Regions from separate parts of the Homo sapiens genome. Here region 1 is linked to region 2. A link is a contact called in ENCODE Hi-C data. All regions are on one chromosome and are shown on one strand. Each heading gives the region's core, a stretch centred on a gene start or an enhancer-like site at or near the end of the contact. The rest is flanking DNA. Distances are from core to core; before and after follow the strand shown.

The links. A loop is a pair of places that touch in the nucleus more often than their neighbours do. Pooled maps may share reads with other maps.
Region 1: a pooled map shows a loop between it and region 2 (6-fold over the local background). The contact joins the promoter of ORAI2 here to the promoter of AP1S1 in region 2. A Hi-C loop is called at or near these places in 5 of 50 pooled maps.

The regions. Positions count from the first base shown.
Region 1 is chr7:102,428,722-102,434,857 of GRCh38, reverse strand. It overlaps ORAI2 (ORAI calcium release-activated calcium modulator 2), which reads right to left and starts at 1,283. Exons shown (of 4, transcript NM_001126340.3): 1 at 1,197-1,283. RefSeq lists silencers at 874-1,653, 1,684-1,823, 3,222-3,516.
Region 2 is chr7:101,149,377-101,155,725 of GRCh38, reverse strand. AP1S1 (adaptor related protein complex 1 subunit sigma 1) reads right to left here and starts at 1,250. Exons shown (of 5, transcript NM_001283.5): 1 at 1,209-1,250. The coding sequence starts at 1,211. RefSeq lists enhancers at 344-844, 1,164-1,458 and a silencer at 1,269-1,508.

The sequences.
Region 1 (6,136 bases), core at 34-2,533, 1.3 Mb before region 2:
GGAGGGAAGACTGGCTGCCACCTGGGGGGTGGAGGGGGCAGGGAGATGTGGGTGGAAGACACTTGGAGCCTGGGGCTGTGGAATGAGCCAGAGGGTCTGGGCAGCATGACTGGGCGTCCAGCCACAGGAGAATGGAAGAAATTGGTGAGTGGAACGGTCTGGGCACTGCTAGATCATTCTGGTTTGGGACCACAGTTCAACCCAGGGAAATGGCTGGCCGACTGGCAGGAGTGGGACGCAAGGGAGAGCCTGGTGGCCTCCAAAGGAAGGAAGGGTGAACAAGAGGGATGCCCCATCAGTAAGGGTGGGCTGGGCTCAGGTCTGAGAGTGGAGGTGAAGAGCTCAGGGCAGTGAGGGCTGAGGGTGGCTTCCTGGGAGCCGCCAGGCCTCCCATGCCCCATCGGTGAGGCCCTGCAGATGTCCCCAGAGTGGGTGGGATTGTGGAGGAAACGATGTCTGTCTGCCTGGAGCTGGGTCTTGAGACAGGTCTCCAGGTCTCGAAGGAGCAGCCCAGGAGGGGGTTCAAATCCATCCTTTATGTTCCCAATGCCAACTGTGTGTGCCAGGCCCGGTGGCCCAGGGGGAGGGACAGAGTCTGGGCCTCACACTGGATCCCAGGCAGGGGGTGGGGTGGGGCAGGATGGAGCCCTGTACTTCTGTCAGGTGGCACAGACCCTAGAGGATGCTCCGGGACTGAACCTTGTGGGGTTGCTTTTTTTTTTTTTTTTTTTTTTTTGCTTTAATGAGCAGTCCGAGAAAACAGGTCTTGTAGAATAACGCGATCCCCTCTCTAGAGATGAGCTTTTCTTCCTGGCTGGCCTACTGGACACATTTCCAGAGGGCGGTCTTGGAGTTTGACTTCCTCTAAGCATCTGGGGCACCGGCAATGGCGAGTGTCTCTCTCCAGCAGGCGCACTGGGAGGGGGCCTCCCAGGGGCGCTAGGCTGCATCCCTGTCCCTCCCCCAGGGACGCCCCGGTGTCCGGAACCGGCTGCGCCGCCGACCCTGATCCTCTGGGCGCCGCACCCCGCCAGGGATCCCGCGGGGTGGAGGTCACCAACCCCGGATGGGTAGTGACCGCGCCCGGGCAGCCTACAGTCGTCCCCTTCCCCGCCGAGCGTCCCCGGTCCAATTCCGGCCCCCCCAGCCGCAGGGACCCCGCTCCCCGCGCCAGGCCCCCGCGCCGCCACACTCACCGGAGCTGCCCTCGCCCCGCCCGGCTCGGCTCCCGCTCGGACTGCGTGGCCGCGTGGCCTGTGGCCCAGTGGCCCGGCCGGGGCGCCGAGCGCGGCCCCCTCCCTCCTTCCGCCGGTCGCGCGGGGTCCCCCGGCCCCGCCTCCACCCCGCCCCCGCGGCCGCCGCAGCCGCTGCCAAGGCAACCAGGCGCCGCCAACACGTGACCCACCCGCGGGAGAGCCGCGGCCACGTCACCCGCCGGGCCGGGAGGGGCGGGGCTGGCGGCGCCTCCTCGGAGAGTGGGGGGGTGGGGGTCCCCGCCTCACCTGGAACCACCCCGGGATCGCGCGAGGGAGAGGAGCAGGGGAGGTGGGAAGACCCCGACCCGCGCGCATCCCTCCTGCCCCAGCTCCTGTCCCCGGCCCCAGCTCTGGGAGTCAAGGCGAGGCCCCCCACCGCCCCATCGGGGGTCCGGCTACCCACAGACCACGAGCTGGGCTTTCCCTGCCCCTGGGTCCGGGCGCAAAAGGGGAGCCCCAGGCTTGGCAGGGTGAGCCTCGGGGGGTGCCCAGCATTGGACGCTGGCTGCGTAGAGGGGCGGGGAGTGGGGACAGGGCGGGCGGGTGCAGGTGGGCAGTGGAGGGGAAAGGAAGGTGGGGAGGGGAGAATCCGTCTGGCCACGCCCGAGTTTTCACAGGATTTTTTTTTTTATTTTTTTGAGACAGGGTCTGGCTCTGTCGCCCAGGCTGGACTGCAGTGGTGCGATCACGGTTCAATGCAGCCTCGAATTCCTGAGCTCGAGTGATCCTCTGCCCTCAGTCACCCAAAGTGCTGAGGCTACATGTAGGCAGGAGCCACCACACCGTGGTAGTTTTTAAAAAATTTGTTTTTGTTTGTTTTTTGAGAGGGAGTTTTGCCCTGTCACCCAGGCTGGAGTGCAGTGGTGCCATCTTGGCTCACTGCAACCCCCGACCCCGGGGTTGAAACGATTCTCCTGTCTCAGCCTCCGAGCTACAGGTGCACGCCACTAGCCTGGCTACTTTTTTGTATGTTTAGTAGAGATGGGGTTTCACCATGTTGGCCGGACTGGTCTTGAACTCCTGACCTCAGGTGATCCTGCCTGCCTCGGCCTCCCAAAGTGCTGGGATGATACATGTGAGCCACTGTGCCCAGCCAAAAAAAAAAAAAAAAATTCTTTTTTTAGAGATAGAGTCTTCCTGTATTGCCCAGACTGGTCTTAAACTCCTGGCCTCAAGCAATCCTCTCTTAGCCTCTCAAAGCACTGGGATTACAGGCATGTGCCACAATGTCCAGCTAATTTTTAAATTTTTTAAAAAAATTGAGATGGGTCTTGCTATGTTGCCTCTGCTGGTCTCGAACTCCTGGGCTCAAGTGATCCTCCCACCTCAGCCTCCCAAAGTGCTGGGCATAGAGGCATGGGCCACCTTGCTTGGCCCCTGCCCAGGGTGTTGGATGGCACCATGAAGAGCTTGCACTGAGCTAATTGGGGGTTGCCACCCAGAGTGCACTGCCACTCACAGACCCAGCGAGACCCCTGGGGTCCCAACTTCAGTGCAGCGTGCTGTCCTTCTCATGCTGTTCGCAGACAGCAGCAAAGAGTTTCTGCTGTGCCCTGGCCCCTTCCACTCCCTACTGCAGGGAGCCTCTCACCTTTAACGGTGAATTCTCTGCGGTTTTACGAGCGAGGCAGTCAAACAGGAGCATTCTTTTCAGGAAGTGCAGCACATGAATAATTCACAGACAGACAAGATGGGTTCCTATCAGCCCGGCGGTGCCAGACGGTCCCTTGGAGTCCTTCCTCCATGCCGGGTAGGCTGCTGCGTGCCCTACATAGGATTTTTCCATCTGTCACAACAGCATTGGACCGTGACACATTTATCCAAACGAAGGAAAAATTCCACTCATGTCAGCCAGCCCACATTTTATGACAATTGGAAGAGTAGATGTTACGGACGCCAGGTTAAATCCATCTACACTTCGAGTTGTCTTTTACAGGCTACTGCTGACAGCCAGAATGAAACCAGGAGGACACTTAGTCTAATAAACCAGGTTTCCCCCTCCGGGTTACTGACCTAAAAGGCAAGTTAGGCCCTAACATGGACATAAGCAAATCCCAGGGTTCCTTACTGGCCCTCCTCCTGCCACCCCCATCAATGGCTATGGGTGAGGGAACATTTGAATTTCAGGGGTAAAGTCCTCAAAAAGCAATCATGTTATGGCTTTCCAACGTGGAGTTCTTGGTAAAATGAATCTCGGTGGCTCATGCCTGTAATCCCAGCACTTTGGGAGGCTGATCACCTGAGGCCTGGAGTTCAAGACCAGCCAGGTCAACTGGTAAAACCCCATATCTACTAAAAATACAAAAATTAGCCAGGCATGGTAGCGCACGCCTGTAGTCCCAGCTACTGGGGAGGCTGAGGCAGAAGAATCGCTTGAACCTGGGAGGCGGAGGTTGCAGTGAGCCAAGATCACACCATTGCACTCCAGCCTGGGCCAGAGAGCAAGACTCTGTCTCAAAACACACACACACACACACACACACAAAACAGGAAGAAAACACTTTGTAAACGCAGTAGTTTGCATCATAGATGAATGTGCTTTCAGCAAAGGAGTCCTTTGCTTGTTGAATTCTCACTCTTGCAGCGACTTCACTCATCCTTGAGAAAGCTTCCTGTGCCCGTTACTGATGCCGCCACCCCACAGGCATATTTATCCAGCATGCCCAGACAGAAGCAAAATGCAAGTTGTAATTGCCAGTGCTTTGCAGAGTTGGTTTCCTAACCAAACACAGAATAGCTTGCTTGCTTGCTTTTCTTTCCCTCCCTCCCTTCCTTTTCTCTTTTCTTTCTCTCCCTTCCTTCCCTCCCTCCCTCACTTCCTTCATTTCTTTCTTTCCCCTCCCTTCCTCCCTTCCCTCCCTTCTCTCCCTTCCCCCCCTTCCTTTCCTTCCTTCGTTCCTTCCTTCCCTCCCTTCTCTCCCTTCCCTCCCTTCCTTTCCTTCCTTCGTTCCTTCCTTCCCTTCCTTCCTTCCTCCCTTTTTCTTTCCTTTCTTTCTCTATCATATTTATGAGACAGAGTCTTGCTCTGTTGCCCAGGCTGGAGTGCAGTGGTGCCATCTTGGCTCACTGTAACCTCCACCTCCTGAGTTCAAGCGATTCTCATGCCTCAGCCTCCCAAGTAACTGGGATTACAGGCACGGGCCACCATGCCTGGCTAATTTTTGTATTTTTAGTAGAGACAGGGTTTCACCATGTTGGTCAGACCAGTCTCGAACTCCTGGCCTCAAGTGATCTGCCGGCCTCAGCCTCCCAAAATGTTGAGATTACTGGGGTGAGCCACCATGCCTGGCCTATAATAGCTCCTTCTTTTTGAGATGGAGTTTCGCTCGTCATTCAGGCTGGAGTGCAATGGCATGATCTTGGCTCACTGCAACCTCCACCTCCCGAGTTCAAGCAATTCTTCTGCCTCAGTCTCCCAAGTAGCTGGGATTACAGGCGCCCACCAAGTTTTTGTATATATTTTTTAGGAGAGATGGGGTGTCGCCATGTTGGCCAGGCTGGTCTCCAACTCCTGACCTCAGCTGATCTGCCTGCCTAAACCCAGAGGATGTTTCAGCTGTCAGCCCTGTCATCGGGGACCCCTCCTTCTACCAGGAAACCCTGTTCCTTGGCTCCAGTGAGTCTGCCTGCTTGTCCCCCCATTTTCTGTCCCCTCGATATGCGATTCTCAGGGTTCTGTCTGGGTCCCTCTCCTCTCTTTGCTCCTCCCTGACTGGTTTCATCTACTCCCATAGTTCCAAGGACCAGGGCAGCCTGACAACCCCATCATCACCTTCAGCCTTGATCTCTCTTCCCAGCACATATGCCTAGGGCCCTCCACTTTACCAGGCCCACAGCCGAATCTGTCATCTTCCCTCGCATTCCTGCCCCACCGCCTGGGTCAGCTGTCTCAGAAGGGTTCCCTCACCCACTCAGCTGCTGGCACCCATGAGTCCTCTCCCCATCGGGTCGTGACAATTCTCCCACCTCCACATTGCTGGACTCTCCCTTACTTCTCCCTGTCCCCACTTGCTTCTGCACTAACTCAGGCCACCATCACCTCTGGTCTGCATGGCAAGGCAGGAGCCCTGTCCCCTTCCACAAACTCAAAGGTCCCCCATGTCTCTCCATTCCAGCCCCTACCCTGTGGCCTTTGAGACTCCAGTCCCCTGATTAACAGGGTCTGAGGCCATGGCAGGGCGCCTCCTCCCTCCCCAGCTCGCTTTCTGGGCACTCTTGTTCTCCTGAGCCACCTGACTTCAGCTCAGCGCTCGCCTTCGCAGAGGCCTGGGTCAGGTGCCCACACAGCAGGCTGTGCTGCTCTCCCCAATCCTGTTCCTGCTCAGACCTGGAGCCCCCTGAAGGCAAGGACTGTGTCTTGTCCACCACCATCCCCAGTGCCTAGCAATGGGCCTTGGAATCCCTTGGATTTTGCACTTAGTTGGTGCTCAATAAACATTTGCTATTTTTTTTCATTTATTATTATATTTTTTGAGACGAAGTTTCACTCTTGTTGCCCAGGCTGGAGTGCAGTGGCATCATTTTGGCTCACTGCAACCTCTGCCTCCCAGGTTCAAGCAACTCTCCTGCCTCAGCCTCCCCAGTAGCTGGGATTACAGGCACTGGCCACCATGCCCGGCTAATTTTTGCATTTTTAGTAGAGATGGGGTTTCACCATGTTGGCCAGGCTGGTCTCGAACTCCTGACCTCAGGTGATCCACCTGCCTTGGCCTCTCAAAGTGCTGGGATTACAGGTGTGAGCCACTGCATCCAGCCTTTTACTTCTGAGACAAGGTCTTAGTGTTACCCAGGCTGGAGTGCGGCAGCACAATCATGGCTCACTGCAGCCTCAATCTCCCAGGCTCAAGTGATTCTCCCACTTCAGCCTTGGAAGTAGCTAG
Region 2 (6,349 bases), core at 1-2,500:
TTAATGATCTCCCAAACATATCATCCTCCAGTGCCAGGCCTATGCCCAGGGGTATCCTCCTCTGTAGTATGTATCTCCAACACCACACAGGGTATGCAGATGCCCAAATCCTATCTTCCTCTCTGCAGGCACCCAGGCATTTGGTCTTCGACATTTCTCTTTAACTTTTCTTCCTTTTAGGGTGCCTCCTGCTAAGCGCCCACTCCTCCCCAGACACCAGGTGACCAATTTCCCTCAGTTAGGGCCCCGCCACCCAGGGGGTTCCCCTAAAAGAATGTCTGCAGAACAGACAGCAAGCTGGGTCAAGTGGGATGGAAGACAGAACCCTCACTGCCCAGTGTACCCCAGCTTCCCAGTTCCGGGGGGTCTGGGCCACATCCTGGAGTCTTCTCCTTACCCCAGTAGCTCTTCTATTCATGGACATGCCCAGGCTTGGAATCCCTGGGTGTGTGGCACTGTACTAGCTTAGTAAGTGAAAAATCAGAATTCAGGAGAACTGATTTTTTTGGTGGAGGGGAAAAGAGGGGCGCTGGGGAGCCTCGTGCGGCGCTCAAATAGGGGGGTGGGGAGCAAGCAGGAAGACGGAAGGCCTGGATTCCGGAAAGAGAATGGGAAGGGGGGCAGAGAGCCCCGGAGCCCGGGATCCCAAAGCCTGGGTCCCTCGGAGAAAAACCACGAGTCCACTTCGCTTCCCTACCTGGGCCCAGCCTCTAGGCAAGCACGGCCACGAACGCAGTAGGGCGCTCCCTTTTCCGACCCGGAAACTCCCCTCCCACACCCCTCTCCCCACCCGGGTCCCCGCTCCCGCCTGTGCAGCCCGGGAAGGGGGTCTCGGTGACTGGTGACCCCCGCTCCCTCCCTCAGCAAAGAGACTCCCGCAACCCTCTGCTTCGGGCGGCTTCCCTGCAGCGGGGATCGAGGGACCCCAGGGGCCAAGACCAGAGCGCCCCTCCCGGCTCGGGACGGCCCCGCCGCCCCTTCGTCAGCCCCCGCTCGCCCTGCAAATGCGCCCCCTCCCCGCCCCTCTCCCGAATGCCACCTCCCCCTCTTCCTCCCGAGCCCGGCTCGCCCACCCGCCGAGGCAAGGGAGGCCTCTGAGGACCAGAGGGAAGACAGGGCGGTTCACCCCGAGGGCGGCCCCCGAGGACCCCCGCAGGTGCAGCCCACGCCCCTCGCTTCCCCCTCCCCTCCCTCTTCGCACAGCCTACCATCCTGCAGCCTCCGGCTCGGCGCGTCCCACTTCGGCCACCGTAGGCGCCAGTCCCACTCCCTTTCTTATCCTTTCTCCTGCTGCCCTCCCTCTCGCCCGAAGCCCCGCCCCGTCCCGCCCAGGCTCTGACTCCCGGCGCGCCACGCACTGCGCAGGCGCCGACGCCGCGGGGAGCGCGGGCGGGGCTGGAGGCGGAGAAGCGGAAACCATGGCAACCAGGTCCTTGACTGCAGCTTCTAGGAGCCCGGTCGTCATGGTAACGCGGCTGTCCTGTGGGCTGGTTGGAGGATGGGGGAGGAGGACAATAAGGTCCTCGCGCTTTGGAGCCTTGTGGGGCAAAAAGGCGGGAAAAGGGGTGAGAGGTGAATGGGACGATCATTGGAGTTCGAAGCAGCAGGCAGGACTCCTGGAAGGGGAGTGGGCCGTGAAAAGGGAGCAGGGTGGGAATTAAGTGTAGGGGAGGAGGAGTGACCTGGAAAACAGAAAGACAAAGGGTCATGAGAAAAGTATAGAACCCAAGCTGAATATCTATTGAAAGCGTGATAGATACACCCCTCTAGTTTTTTTCTTTTTAGAGACAGGGTCTGGCCGCGTCACCCAGGTTGGAGTGCAGTGGTGGGATCGTGACTCTCTGCAGCCTTGAACTCCTGGCCTCAAGCGATCCTCCCGCCTCAGCCTCCTGAGTAGCTGGGACTACAGACGCACACCGTCATGCCCAGCTAATTTTTAATTTTTTTTTAGTAGAGACGGGGGTCTTACTATGTTGCCCAGGCTGGTCTCGAACTCTTGGGTTCAAGAGACCCTCCCGCCTCGGTTTCCCAAACTGCTGGGATTACAGGCGTGAGCCACCGCGCCTGGCTTCTGATTTTACAGTAAGAGAAATGTGTAGAAAAAGAATAAAAGAGAAAAGGAGAGGCTGCTATAAAAGGCATGTAAGGAGAAGGGGGAGGAACGTGAACTGAGGCAAAAGGGGAAGAAATAAAGAGCGTCTTAAAAGGTTAACTTGGGTCAAAACTCAAAAAGGGACAGATGTCACCCAAATCTCAGTGTGAAGATGAGGTGGATGTACGTTGTAATATGGGCTTTTAAACTGAATGTGTGTGTGTGTCTACATGTTACTGGAAAAAGGGGTCCCGATCCAGACCCCAAGAGAGAATTCTTGGATCTCATGCAGGAAGGAACCCAAAGCAAGTCGTAGAGTGCGATGAGAAGAGAGAGTTTATTGAAAGCTACACCCTTACGGAGTAGGGCGTCCTCAGAAAGCAAACAGAGGAACACACTGTCTTAAGTTTTTCTTTTCTTTCTTTCTTTTTTTTTTTCTTCTTTTTTTGAGACAGGGTCTTACTCTGTTGCCCAGGCTGGAGTGTAGTAGCATGATCATAGTTCACTGCAGCCTCCACCTCCTGAGCTCAAGCGATCCTCCCACTTCAGTCTCCCAAGTAGCTAGGACTACAGGCATGCACCACCACAGCCAGCTAATAGTTGTATGTTTTGTAGACACAGGGTATTGTCATGCTACCCAAGCTGGTCTGGGACTCCTGGACTCAAGGTATCCACACTCCTCAGCCTCCCAAAGTGTTGGGATTACAGGTATGAGCCACCGCCCCTGACCTTTAAGTTTTTCTTATATAGGGGTCTTGTTTTTGTAGAGACTAAACTAAGCCGAGTCAATGTGCAGATGGGCCAATGGCATGACAAAATTTATTATTCTGTTAATTTAACTATCCTTGACATTCTAGTAGGTAAGTACATCAAAGCAAAACTTAATTATCTTTCTTCCTTTTTTTTTTTTCTTGAGACAGAGTCTTGATCTGTTGCCCAGGCTGTAGTGCAGTGGCGTGATCTCAGCTCACTGCAACCTCCACCTCCTGGGTTCAAGCCATTCTTGTGTCTCAGCATCCCTAATAGCTGGATTACAGCTACATCCTTTCACCTCAGCCTCCCAAGTAGCTGTGACTGCAGGCATGAACCAGTGCATCCAATTAATTAAAAAAATATTTTGTTGTAGAGATGGGGTCTCACTACTGGGATTGTAGGCATGTGCTACGACACCCAGCTAATTTTTGTATCTTTAGTAGAGAGGGGGTTTTGCAATGTTGGCCAGGCTGATCTCGAACTCCTGGCCTAAAGCAATCCTGCCTTAGCCTCCACACCCAGCCAGAACTATAATTATCTTAAAGGCACATATTGTTATGGGTATTGGGGCATCTGGATTTTCTGTAGTTGGAGGAGTCTGTCCTTGCAGGTATCTTTAAGCTGTTTCCCCAACTGTAAACAGCTTTGGGTTGTGACTGACAAGGAATGTGCCTTGTTAGTTTCAAGATGGAGCTGAACTTAAAATGGCTTTATGCTGGCTCTCTGAGGCTCCTGCTTCCCTAGCACAAATGATAAAGTAAAGAGGTCTGGATAGAAGGATAAGAGAAAATCTTAAATTTTGTCATGCAGAAAAGTTAATGGTAGATAATTGTTGGCAACTAATGTGCTATTATTTTTGAGTAGCACATGATGCAATTGTTGGTAAGGCCTCACCTCCTGTCTCCACTTTATTTATTTATTTTGTGTATTTATTTTTTTGAGATGGAGTCTTGCTCTGTTGCCCAGGCTGGAGTGCAGTGGCACAATCTCGGCTCACTGCAACCTCCACCTCCCGGGTTCAAGTGATTCTCCTGATTCAGCCTCCTGACTCAGCCTTCTGTCTCAAAAAAAAAAAAAAAAAAAGAGGACAGTAGTACATATCTTGCAAGGTGGTTCTGAGGATTAGAGGTAATGTATAGCAAGTATCTGTAAACACTTCATAATGGTACCTATCATTTCCTCTTCCCAGACTCTTCCTTTTTTTTTTTTTTTTTTGTTGTTGTTGTTGTTGTTGAGACGGAGTCTCGTTCTTGTTGCCCACGCTGGAGTGCAGTGGCACGATCTCGGCTCACTGCAGCCTCCACCTCCCCGGATCAAGCAATTCTCCTTCCTCAGCCTCCCAAGTAGCTGGGACTACAGATATCTACCACCACACCCCGCTAAGTTTTATTTTTTTAGTAGAGATGGGGTTTCACCACGTTGGCCACGCTGGTCTCAAACTCCTGACCTCGAGTGATCTGCCTGCCTTGGCCTCTCAAAAGTTCTGGGATTACAGGTGTGAGCCACCGCGCCCGGGCCCAACTTCTTTCTTCTTTTACTTTTTCTTCTTCCTTTTGCTTTTGTTTTCTTTTCTCCTCTGCCTCCACCTTAGGCTTTTCAACACCATCGTCTAAGATATATGACATATACTAGTGGAATATCTTACCAGTGGCATAGATTATTGGCTGCCTGAACTATTGTGGTGCTACTTATTTATTTATTTATTTATTTTTTTTTTTTGAGACAGACTCTTGCACTGTCGCTCAGGCTGGACTGCAATGGTGTGATCTCGGCTCACTGCAACCTCCACCTCCTGGGCTCAAGTGATTTTCCTGCCTCGGCCTCCTAAGTAGCTGGGATTATAGGTGCATGCCACCACGCCCAGCTAATTTTTGTATTTTCAGTAGAGACGGGGTTTCACTATGTTGGCCAGGCTGGTCTCGAACTCCTGACCTCGTGATCCACCCGCCTCGGCCTCCCAAAATGCTGGGATTACAGGTGTGAGCCACCAAGCCCGGCAGCTATTTATTAGGTCAAGAATAAGATGGCACAGACAGTTAGCTGGCTGGACTATCCTGGTTGTGGGGAAAAGCAAGACAGATCAGATTGTTACTGTGTCTGTGTAGAAAGAAGTAGACATAGGAGACTCCATTTTGTTCTGTACTAAGACAAATTCTTCTGCCTTGAGTTTCTGTTAATCTATGACCTTACCCCCAACCCCGTGCTCTCTGAAACATGTGCTGTGTCAAACTCAGGGTTAAATAGATTAAGGGCGGTGCAAGATGTGCTTTGTTAAACAGATGCTTGAAGGCAGCATGCTCCTTAAGAGTCATCACCACTCCCTAATCTCAAGTACCCAGGGACACAAACACTGCGGAAGGCCGCAGGGACCTCTGCCTAGGAAAGCCAGGTATTGTCCAAGGTTTCTCCCCATGGGATAGTCTGAAATATGGCCTCGTGGGAAGGGAAAGACCTGACTGTCCCCCAGCCCGACACCCGTAAAGGGTCTGTGCTGAGGAGGATTAGTATAAGAGGAAGGCATGCCTCTTGCAGTTGAGACAAGAGGAAGGCATCTGTCTCCTGCCCGTCCCTGGGCAATGGAATGTCTTGGTATAAAACCCGATTGTACGTTCCATCTACTGAGATAGGGAAAAACCGTCTTAGGGCTGGAGGTGGGACATGCGGGCAGCAATACTGCTTTGTAAAGCATTGAGACGTTTATGTGTATGCATATCTAAAAGCACAGCACTTGATTCTTTACCCTGTCTATGATGCAAAGACCTTTGTTCACGTGTTTGTCTGCTGACCCTCTCCCCACTATTGTCTTGTGACCCTGCCACATCCCCCTCTCGGAGAAACACCCATGAATGATCAATAAATACTAAGGGAACTCAGAGGCTGGCGGGATCCTCCATATGCTGAACGCTGGTTCCCTGGGTCCCCTTATTTCTTTCTCTATACTTTGTCTCTGTGTCTTTTTCTTTTCCAAATCTCTCGTTCCACCTAACGAGAAACACCCACAGGTGTGGGGGGCAACCCACCCCTTCACCTGGTATCATTTGTAGGTCAAGAATAAGATCAATAAAGCAAGTTGTTAGGATTAGAAAGGATAAATCATATGGAATGAAAGCAAGGACTAGAAGTATGGCCGGGCGCAGTGGCTCGTGCCTGTAATCTCAGAACTTTGGGAGGCGGAGGCAGGTGGATGACCTGAGGTCAGGAGTTCAAGACCAGCCTGGCCAACGTGGTGAAACCCTGTCTCTACAAAATACAAAAAAATTAGCTAGGGGTGATGGCGGGTGCCTATAATCCCAGCTGCTCGGGAGACTGAGGCTAGGGAATCACTTGAACCCGAGAGGCAGAGGTTGCAGTAAGCCTAGATCGTGTCATTGTACTTCACTCCAGACAGAGCAAGACTCTGTCTCAAAAAAAAAGAAAAAAAGAAAAAAAGGAAATGTGCTTAGGAGAGAGATGAGAAGGTATAAGGAAGGAATGAGTGGTATGAGTGGTGAGATAAATAAAGCA